Regions from separate parts of the Homo sapiens genome. Here region 1 is linked to region 2. The links are chromatin loops, found by intact Hi-C in ENCODE. Cell type or tissue: GM12878. All regions are shown on one strand. Region 1 overlaps B4GALT6 (beta-1,4-galactosyltransferase 6). Region 2 has its middle 31 kb from the start of SLC25A52.

The links. Peaks named below come from ENCODE experiments on the same cell type or tissue, not always from the same donor. Only the 100,000 strongest peaks of a DNase experiment are listed, where the experiment ranks them.
Region 1: it touches region 2 in a loop (2.6-fold over the local background); 1 of 110 quality-filtered maps calls a loop at or near these places.

Annotation. Positions count from the first base shown.
Region 1 is chr18:31,644,856-31,648,855 of GRCh38, forward strand. B4GALT6 (beta-1,4-galactosyltransferase 6) reads right to left here. Exons shown (of 9, transcript NM_004775.5): 4 at 500-624. Among named protein-coding and RNA genes, the nearest start is that of B4GALT6, 38 kb to the right of the region's middle. In GM12878, a CTCF peak has its summit at 1,705; no DNase peak of the experiment used is centred here; H3K4me3 peaks cover 674 bases; H3K27ac peaks cover 3,265 bases.
Region 2 is chr18:31,790,125-31,794,124 of GRCh38, forward strand. No RefSeq gene overlaps it. Among named protein-coding and RNA genes, the nearest start is that of SLC25A52, 31 kb to the left of the region's middle. RefSeq lists an enhancer at 2,447-2,506. In GM12878, no CTCF peak of the experiment used is centred here; DNase peaks (open chromatin) are centred at 1,827 and 2,277; H3K27ac peaks cover 1,008 bases.

The sequences.
Region 1 (4,000 bases), 150 kb before region 2:
TGAGCAGCCTCTTTATAATCTTGGATTCTGAGAAACAGAGCTTGAAGACCCCAATGCCAGAACAAACTGAAAATCGGGATATTAATATCCTCCCAGTGAGTTCTCACAATTCAGAAACTGGTGAGGCTATGCTTGCAGGTGTCAGTAATCATTAGGGACAGCTGCAGGAGGCAGGGAACTCACAGCCTCTCTTCCAAACAGAACAGAACAACAAAAAAATCTATTTTCCAAGCCAAACTCAAGTCACGTATTTATTACCAGGAACTCAAAGAGAATGAACCGAGCATCTATTTTGTATCTACACAGGTGCATTTACAGTCTTCACACATAACACTTAAATCACATTTGAATTATAAATAGTAAACATTAAAGACAAAACTTTTGATGTTTTAAATTTATCAAGACTTAAAGACATTTGTCTCTGTATTCTGAATCAAGCACATTCTTTCCTCAAATGCTCAGTAACAATCAAATTGCTTATGAAAAGAATTTACCTCACCTTCCATCTGGGTTTACAGTCTTTTGGCCTCCAATGACCCCCTGGCTCAATATCTAAATCCTTGGAGAAGAGTTGATGAATTTCATCAAAACTGACTTCGCTTACATTGACATTGAGGAATCCTCCTACAAATTAAAAATGTAAAGAATTGTTTTAATATTTTTTGCCTCAAAGATCTAGTAGAACAAATAATAATCAGCAGGGTGATGGCATATCTTAGTTGCCAGGACAATACAGTTTACTCCTGTTACCACCACAAAATTATGAATAGCGCTCCCTTTCACTTTTAGTTTCAATGATAATATATATGGTCACCCTTCTATGTTTGGTAAATCGGCCAAAGAAAATCAAATTCTTTTTAAAAACCGTTTTGCTTTTGGGTAATATATTGAATAATTTAGTATTATTTGGAAAATGTTTGCATGTCATTATAACTTAACACTGCAATTTAACAACTATTCAAATATTTTAATACCATTTTTAATTTTAACATTTTCAACACAGGGGACACAATGGCACAGTACTTAACAATGAAATAAGCAGTCAGATTGACTGGGAACTGATTCCTAGCTTCTGTCTATTGGGAAAATGATTTAACCTCTCTGTGCCTCAGCCTCCTCCTCTGTAAAAAGGACAGTGATGTCTGCCTCCCAAGGTGGTTGTATCCATTCCAAGAAATCATCTGTGTGAAGGATCATATGCCGTGTCAGGCATTAGGTACAACCAACAAATGTTAGCTACTATTACTGTTACCTACTGACATTTCTTAAGAGAGGGAATTTGCAAACATAATTCAAAGTACTGATTCTGAGCACTTACCATATATCAGGCCCCTTGGCATACAAAACTGAAAAACCACTTCTGAGGTATTCCTGGTCTAACAGGCACTCATTCTCCAAATTAACAAATATATGACATTACTGGAGGTGTTCTTACTAGTAGCTTTTCTAATGTATACCATTGAAACAGGAATGAATCTTGAATGGAAAACCACTTCCGTTAACCCCAAAAGAGAACTAAGAATCAAGAAGCCTCTTTATCTCCCCCTGAATTAAAATAGCTGCATGATCACTAACATCCCTTCAAAGCAATGCTATCTTCAATGACTTCACTGTTAGAACAGGATGTAAAAGGCTATTGAAACTACAGATCATCTTTTAGCAGTTTTAATGTCATCCGTTAACTTCCAAATAGGTACAAATTGCTCTGGAGCGCCCTCCAGCCAAATTCTTCTCTCTGACCTCATCTCATAAAATACAAACCAACAAATGTTGAGGTTTCCCATTTCGAGTCTTCTGAGTTTCATGTGGCCACAATTTCATATAAAAACACTCAGTTCCTCTCTAGAGAGCCTCTTTGCTCCTGCTATTCTATATTTTAGGAGTTTTCACAATGGCCTCTCTTCCTGTCCCCACTTCATCCTAACCAGGCAGAGCTGTCTGTAGCCTCCACGCAGGCATGCTAGAGTATTTTACATCGAAATACCTGCTTCCCAGAATAAGTTAGAAAAAGAATTGCAATCTTCTAATGCCTGCCTGTTCTACTGACAACATAAGCAGTCTTTTATAACCAAACACTCAGCCTTCAGCGTGACAAGATACACAAACTAGCTAATCTTAGAAAGGTCAGATTCATCTAAAAGAAAGAGAAACCTATGAACTTGCAGAGAAAGAGTAAGTAAAATGTAAGATTGATCAGTAAACATAAGTACAGACTATCATGACTCAGCTGACAAAGAACAGAATCTAACATTGTAATCAAATAAAATTTACACAAATAAATCTGATACATTTAATAGTATGCATGATTGCTAAAATGATAGTAATTAGGCTAAATAATAAGCAGTTCATATAAGTAACTGAAGCTGGTATTCTTTCTGCACTGTTAAACCACATTTTTTGTCTTTTTTCCAGCTTTATTGCTTCAACAGCTGTAATCATCATTATTGTCAGCAGTTTTCTCCAGCATCATTTGCAGTTTAATTTCCATCTCCAACGCATATGTGCTGGCAAGAGACAGGCTTTATTTCTTTCCCTCAATAGAGAGGGCTTCCTCTGTCCATCACTATCCCCATGCCTGAGGTATCCTAAGTTCACACTCCTCGGGGTTGTGCACCTCCCCCACCCCATCCACACCCCTCAGAGTCCATCAGGAGCTTTCCTATGTGCTTGTTGCCCTTTGCTCTGAAATCCTAGTAATTTGCTCATTGAAGGCTAAAGATTGACCTGGTGGCATGCTACCCATGATAAGAGCAACATCGCTATACTGGGGAGTGTAGGGGACAGGCCTCCCAGGACAAGTATTGCCACCACTGGGAACAGCGAAAGTGTGATCAGAGAGAGGAAGAACAAACATTCATCATTGTGGGGAGTGGTATTAGGGAGAAGATCCTGTACATAGGAAGGGAAGGGAAAAGGTCATGTTATAAAAAGAGTGGCCAGGAAGAAGTATGCTGCAGATAAACTAATGATGGTGTGGTTTCCAAACCGTCCTTGGGAAGGACCTCTCTCAGGGATCCTGTGGTTGGAGAAGGGAGGACTCAGGCTCCCCCAACACAGCCACTTTCATCTCTTTCGCGTACTCTTTTGTCCCCTTTAGGTTTCACTCAAGAAAGCCTTCCACTGCTTTAAAAACAAAACAAAAGGCATCGGAAAACCACCTGCTATGAATGAAGCTAGAGAGGGAATGTCCTTCTTGTAAAGAAGGACACCATCAACTGGGCCAGTCCCCTTTATTTCACTCGCTGAGATTTCAAGGGCAACTGAAGAGATCCACTGAACTCCATGGAGAGCCAATCTTCACTCTCCTCTGTGGTGAATCTGAGATTGGTTGTTGTTGTTCTTAATCCCAGATGTAATAGTATAAATCTAAGATTTTTAACTGGCACAAGTGGTTTCTTTCCCAGTTAGAGATTTAAAGATCAGAAAATAAATATGTTGACTGAAATCCATTTACCCAGCAGTGTAATCACAATCAGCAAATGTAAATAATATAATTTACCAAATACTGAATTTCACTATTTTGAAGGTGGCGCTGGGGTTAGAAAGGAAAGAGCAGGAGAACTGAGTGTCTGAAGAGTGGAGGGGCTGCCAAGTACCTAGAAGGTCAAGGTGAAGGACAGGGAACTCAAGTCAGCTGGAAGCTACCTTCCAGTCGTGTGTGCCAAACTGCTTCTATCATGTGTGAGGGTAACTTAGTTGCACCATTGGTTATGTAGGACATTTACTATATCCTAATGCTGAATTTGCAAGATATGCAGCAATGCTGCCCATCTGGGAAAGCCAGGCATGCATGGGCCCAAACAACAGGCTTATTGTGCTATGGATGATAATGTATCACATGACATGATTTAGGATTTTACTTTTTCTATTAAAATATAATTCTTAAAATAACAAATATTCAAAACCTATGAATTACCTACGTTTATATTTTTCTAACATTTCAAGTAAAATTTAAGGCATATAATCTCCAGAGAGTTGTTTGTTCTATAAATCAATAGTT
Region 2 (4,000 bases):
GCATTAAGAGAGGAAGGTTAGGCCAGATGCGGTGGCTCACACCTGTAATCCCAGCACTTTGGGAGGCTGAGGCAGGTGGATCACCTGAGGTCAGGAGTTCAAGACCAGCCTGGCCAACATGGTGAAACCTTGTCTGTACTAAAAATACAAAAATTATCTGGGCGTGGTGGTAGGCCCCTGCAATCCCAGCTACTCAGGAGGCTGGGGCAGGAGAATCACTGGAACGTGGGAGGCAGAGGTTGCAGTGAGCCGAGATTGTGCCATTGCACTCCAGCCTGGGCAACAAGAGTGAAACCCTGTCTCAAAAAAAAAAAAAAAAAAAGAGAGAGGAAAGTAAAATGAATTTTCTCTGATGACCAAATGAGGTCATAGACTGTAGATTAATTGTTGTACTAATCTAAAGACTTAGATTTTCTCCAGAAACACTCAGCCCCCTGTTGTTGGAGAATAGAAAGTGGACTTTAAGATGTATCCAAGATTGAAGGCCTACAAAATGAGTTGTATGGAACCACAATGGATCTACGAGCTGAAAATGCTGAAGAAAGGAGTAGTTCAACTGGTCAACCTGAACACACAGGTCTAACAGAGATGGTTGTAAAGATGTGAGTTTGGGGCGTGGGGTCTTACACTCATGGAAGTCACCCAGGGTGGCAGCAGGAGTGAGGGTAGAAAGGAGGATTTGATTCTGGGGTGAGAGTCATCATGTGTTTGGGAGATTCCTGATGTTCAATCAATGGTGACAACAGGGAAAGGTGCGGGGAGGTGATGTTGTCCATAGAGAGGGGTTAAAAGACAGGGGTCATTTAGGGAAAGCAATTAGCTCTTTCAGGCCTCACGGAGTGGTATTCCTGGAGTGGGGGACAGGAGAGTGAGGGTGTTATGGACTGAATTGTGTGCCCGCCTCCCCCAACCCGTCATATGTTGAATCCCTAATCCCTAATGTGACTGTATTTGGAGATAAGGACTCCAAAGAGGTAATTAAGGTTAAATGAAGTCATTACCTCATTTTGCTCATACTGCCATTAAATGGCAGTCTTTTTAGCCTAATGTCACAACCTGCCTTAGACCCAAAGGATAGTTGCATATAAAGCCTTCCCTTTCTATTCCTCCTGATTTGGTGCCATCCTTCGTGGTGCTGTGCCTGGGTTGCTACAGGAGTATATAGAAACCGCACACCACCACTGTTCTATCCTTTCACCCCCACGACTAGTGTCCTTGTAAGAGGAGGAAGCCCCAGGGGTGCACACTCACAGACGAAAGACCATGTGAGGACACAGTGCGAAAGCAGCCACCTGCGAAGCAAGGAGAAAGGCCTCAGGAGAATCTAACTGGGCCTGAGCTTTGATCTTGGACTTGCAGCCTTCATCACTGAGAGAAAATAAGCTTCTTTGAAGCCATCCAGTCTGCAGTATTTTGTAATGGCAGCCCTAGGAGACTAACACAGAGGGCATGGCCCAGGATCTCACCTTCGTCTTTGCAGGACTAAAATCTAATTTTGTTTGTTTACATGATAGATAATCATTCCAGAACTGACTCATATTTACCAAACTCATAAAAATTTGCTGTGTAGACCAGAAGAATAATTTGATTAACATAGCAAAATAAAGCCTCCAGGAGAACTGGAGCGCACTCCGTCGATGCCAGTGCATTCTCTCCCTGTTGGCAAATATTTGGGAAGCTAAATTATTATCTGAAGGTCACTTGGTGAGCATGGTTTTAAAAGAAAGAGAAGTGGAGAGTATTGAAAGACATTGCTGTAACTCAATGCTGCCAGTGACATGGGCCTGTGACCACAAAATAGGTTTACATCCTCTTTGCTTATTCAACTTATTATGACTCTAACACCCACTGGTCCACTTCCTTCAAAGCGCCTTGCCAGTTATTTGTGGGAGTTTCTCTAGGTCTTGCCTCAAGGGAACTATGCCACAGATCCCTGTTGCTTCTTAACCCTCAACACTGACCATCTTTGTAAAATAGCCACCTGGTGGGGACAGCTGTCCCTCATGATGCCCACTCTAATGCTTCCACTCTGCCCTCAGTGTGGGGACCCTGTTGCCACTAATTCCCCGGAGGACAGTTCAGACCAGACAGTGGCTTTTATTAATTTTTAGTAAAGTAGGAAGACAGAAAATGATGTGGAAACTATCTTATAACTGCTACTGACCATAACCTCAAGAGTTCCTGGAGAGCTTGCAATAGACCTCCTCATAATAAGAGTAGGCCTGACTCCCCAGGCACCTCTAGGCATCCCCACAAATTAAGTTCAGACCCAATTGCACCCGAGGGGATGTCCTCTCCCACTCCGTCCTACCTCAGGATGACTGGCAGTAGAAACAGGTATTCCCCGCAGGGGAGGAACCCTCACACTCACCATGTGATGTGGCTTCACGGCTCAGACACTGCAATAGCAAAAGCCAACACTACCCTCAGTCTTAAAACCTCCCTTTTCTTGACACTTCCACCTTCTAAAGATGCCAAGTATATGGATGTGACTGTGAAATGTGCCCAGATAAATTTTAAGGAGATACAATATTGACTCCTGAGTGTTAAACCAATAAATTACAACATAACAGATGTGATTCACCCTGTTCAAAGGTTACTTTAGAGGTTATACTTTCTCCCAGGCCATAAACAGGAATAACACATAAGGGCAACTGATGCTTGATTGGACACAAAAGGAGACTAGCTTTATCACTGCTATGGACACATCGGAGACAGAATAGGTGAGCAGAGGATGTTGTCTATGTGACGGTAATAGATGGGTATTGGATAATGAGAAGCCATTCATCAGAGCCCAGGAAGAAGAAACCCAGAGCCTGGGAAGAAGAAACACTGAATCTGAGAAACTCAGTCACCAGAGAGTACTTTTCTGGGAAGCTGTGGTTTATGGAAAAGAAGGAATGCAGGTTGGAAAAGCAAAAAGAGAGCAGAGGACAGCTGCTTCCTAATTCCACAGGTAGCTCCCACCTGGGCTATCTCTAGTGTATGGCTCTTGAGACTTCATATTTATTTAGATTCTGCTTTACAGTTTACAAAGGGCTTCATATGTCTCTTATATGCTGAGGAAAGATAGTGGTGTTATATTGCTGAGGGAAACTGAGGCAAGATTTTAGTACTAGTAGAACTATAGAACTGATCTAGCACCCAGATCTTCAGCTTCCAATTCAAAGACATTTCCCCTCTAGGATTGCTGATCCAAACCAGAAGCTTGTCTCCGCAGCTTTGTCTGCCCTTTCTTGTCAAGCCTCCTCATGCCATTGCACTTTCCTACTTGCCTTGAACACCTTCCCTTTATATTCCTCCTGATTTGGTGCCATCCTATGCCTGGGTTGTTACAGAGAGTATATAGAAACAGCACAAGGCCATTGTTCTATCCTTTCACCCTTTGAGATGCAAGCACTATTTATCTTGGAATTTTTCATTTGGGTAATAACTAGACAAAGAATTACAGTACCTACTCCTTTCCTCCTTCAGCAAGGAGTCCTCAGGCAAGGTAACACTACTGGGGCCAGGTTCTCAGAAGAGAAGACTGTGAGAAGGAGGAGGAGGAAGAGGAGGAGGAGGAAGAGAGGAGGAGGAAGAGGAGGAAGAGAGGAGGAGGAAGTGGAGGAGGAGGAAGAGGAGGAGGAGGAAGAGGAGGAAGAGGAGGAGGAGGAGGAGGAATAACAGCCATTTATCATTCTTTGTATTGTTAGCTGGTGAAGCAAAATGGATACACTTTGTCTCTACAAACACACATTACAGCCAATGAGACATAAAAAAGGTGAAAATGGGCTACATTTTAAAAACATTATTTGCCTTGCATATTTTTATGAGTCTCCTTGACCCTGAAACTGAGGAAAAAATAACCTTCAAAGCAGAGAAGGGAGGTAGTGAAAGCAAACCAAACCAGAATACGAGATGAACATCATTGACATCAGAAACCATCTGCTGGTCTTTGTTGTTAAGAAAAACCCGTTAGCCTGGTTTAATGGGGACAGATCAGACAGCATGAGGTGGA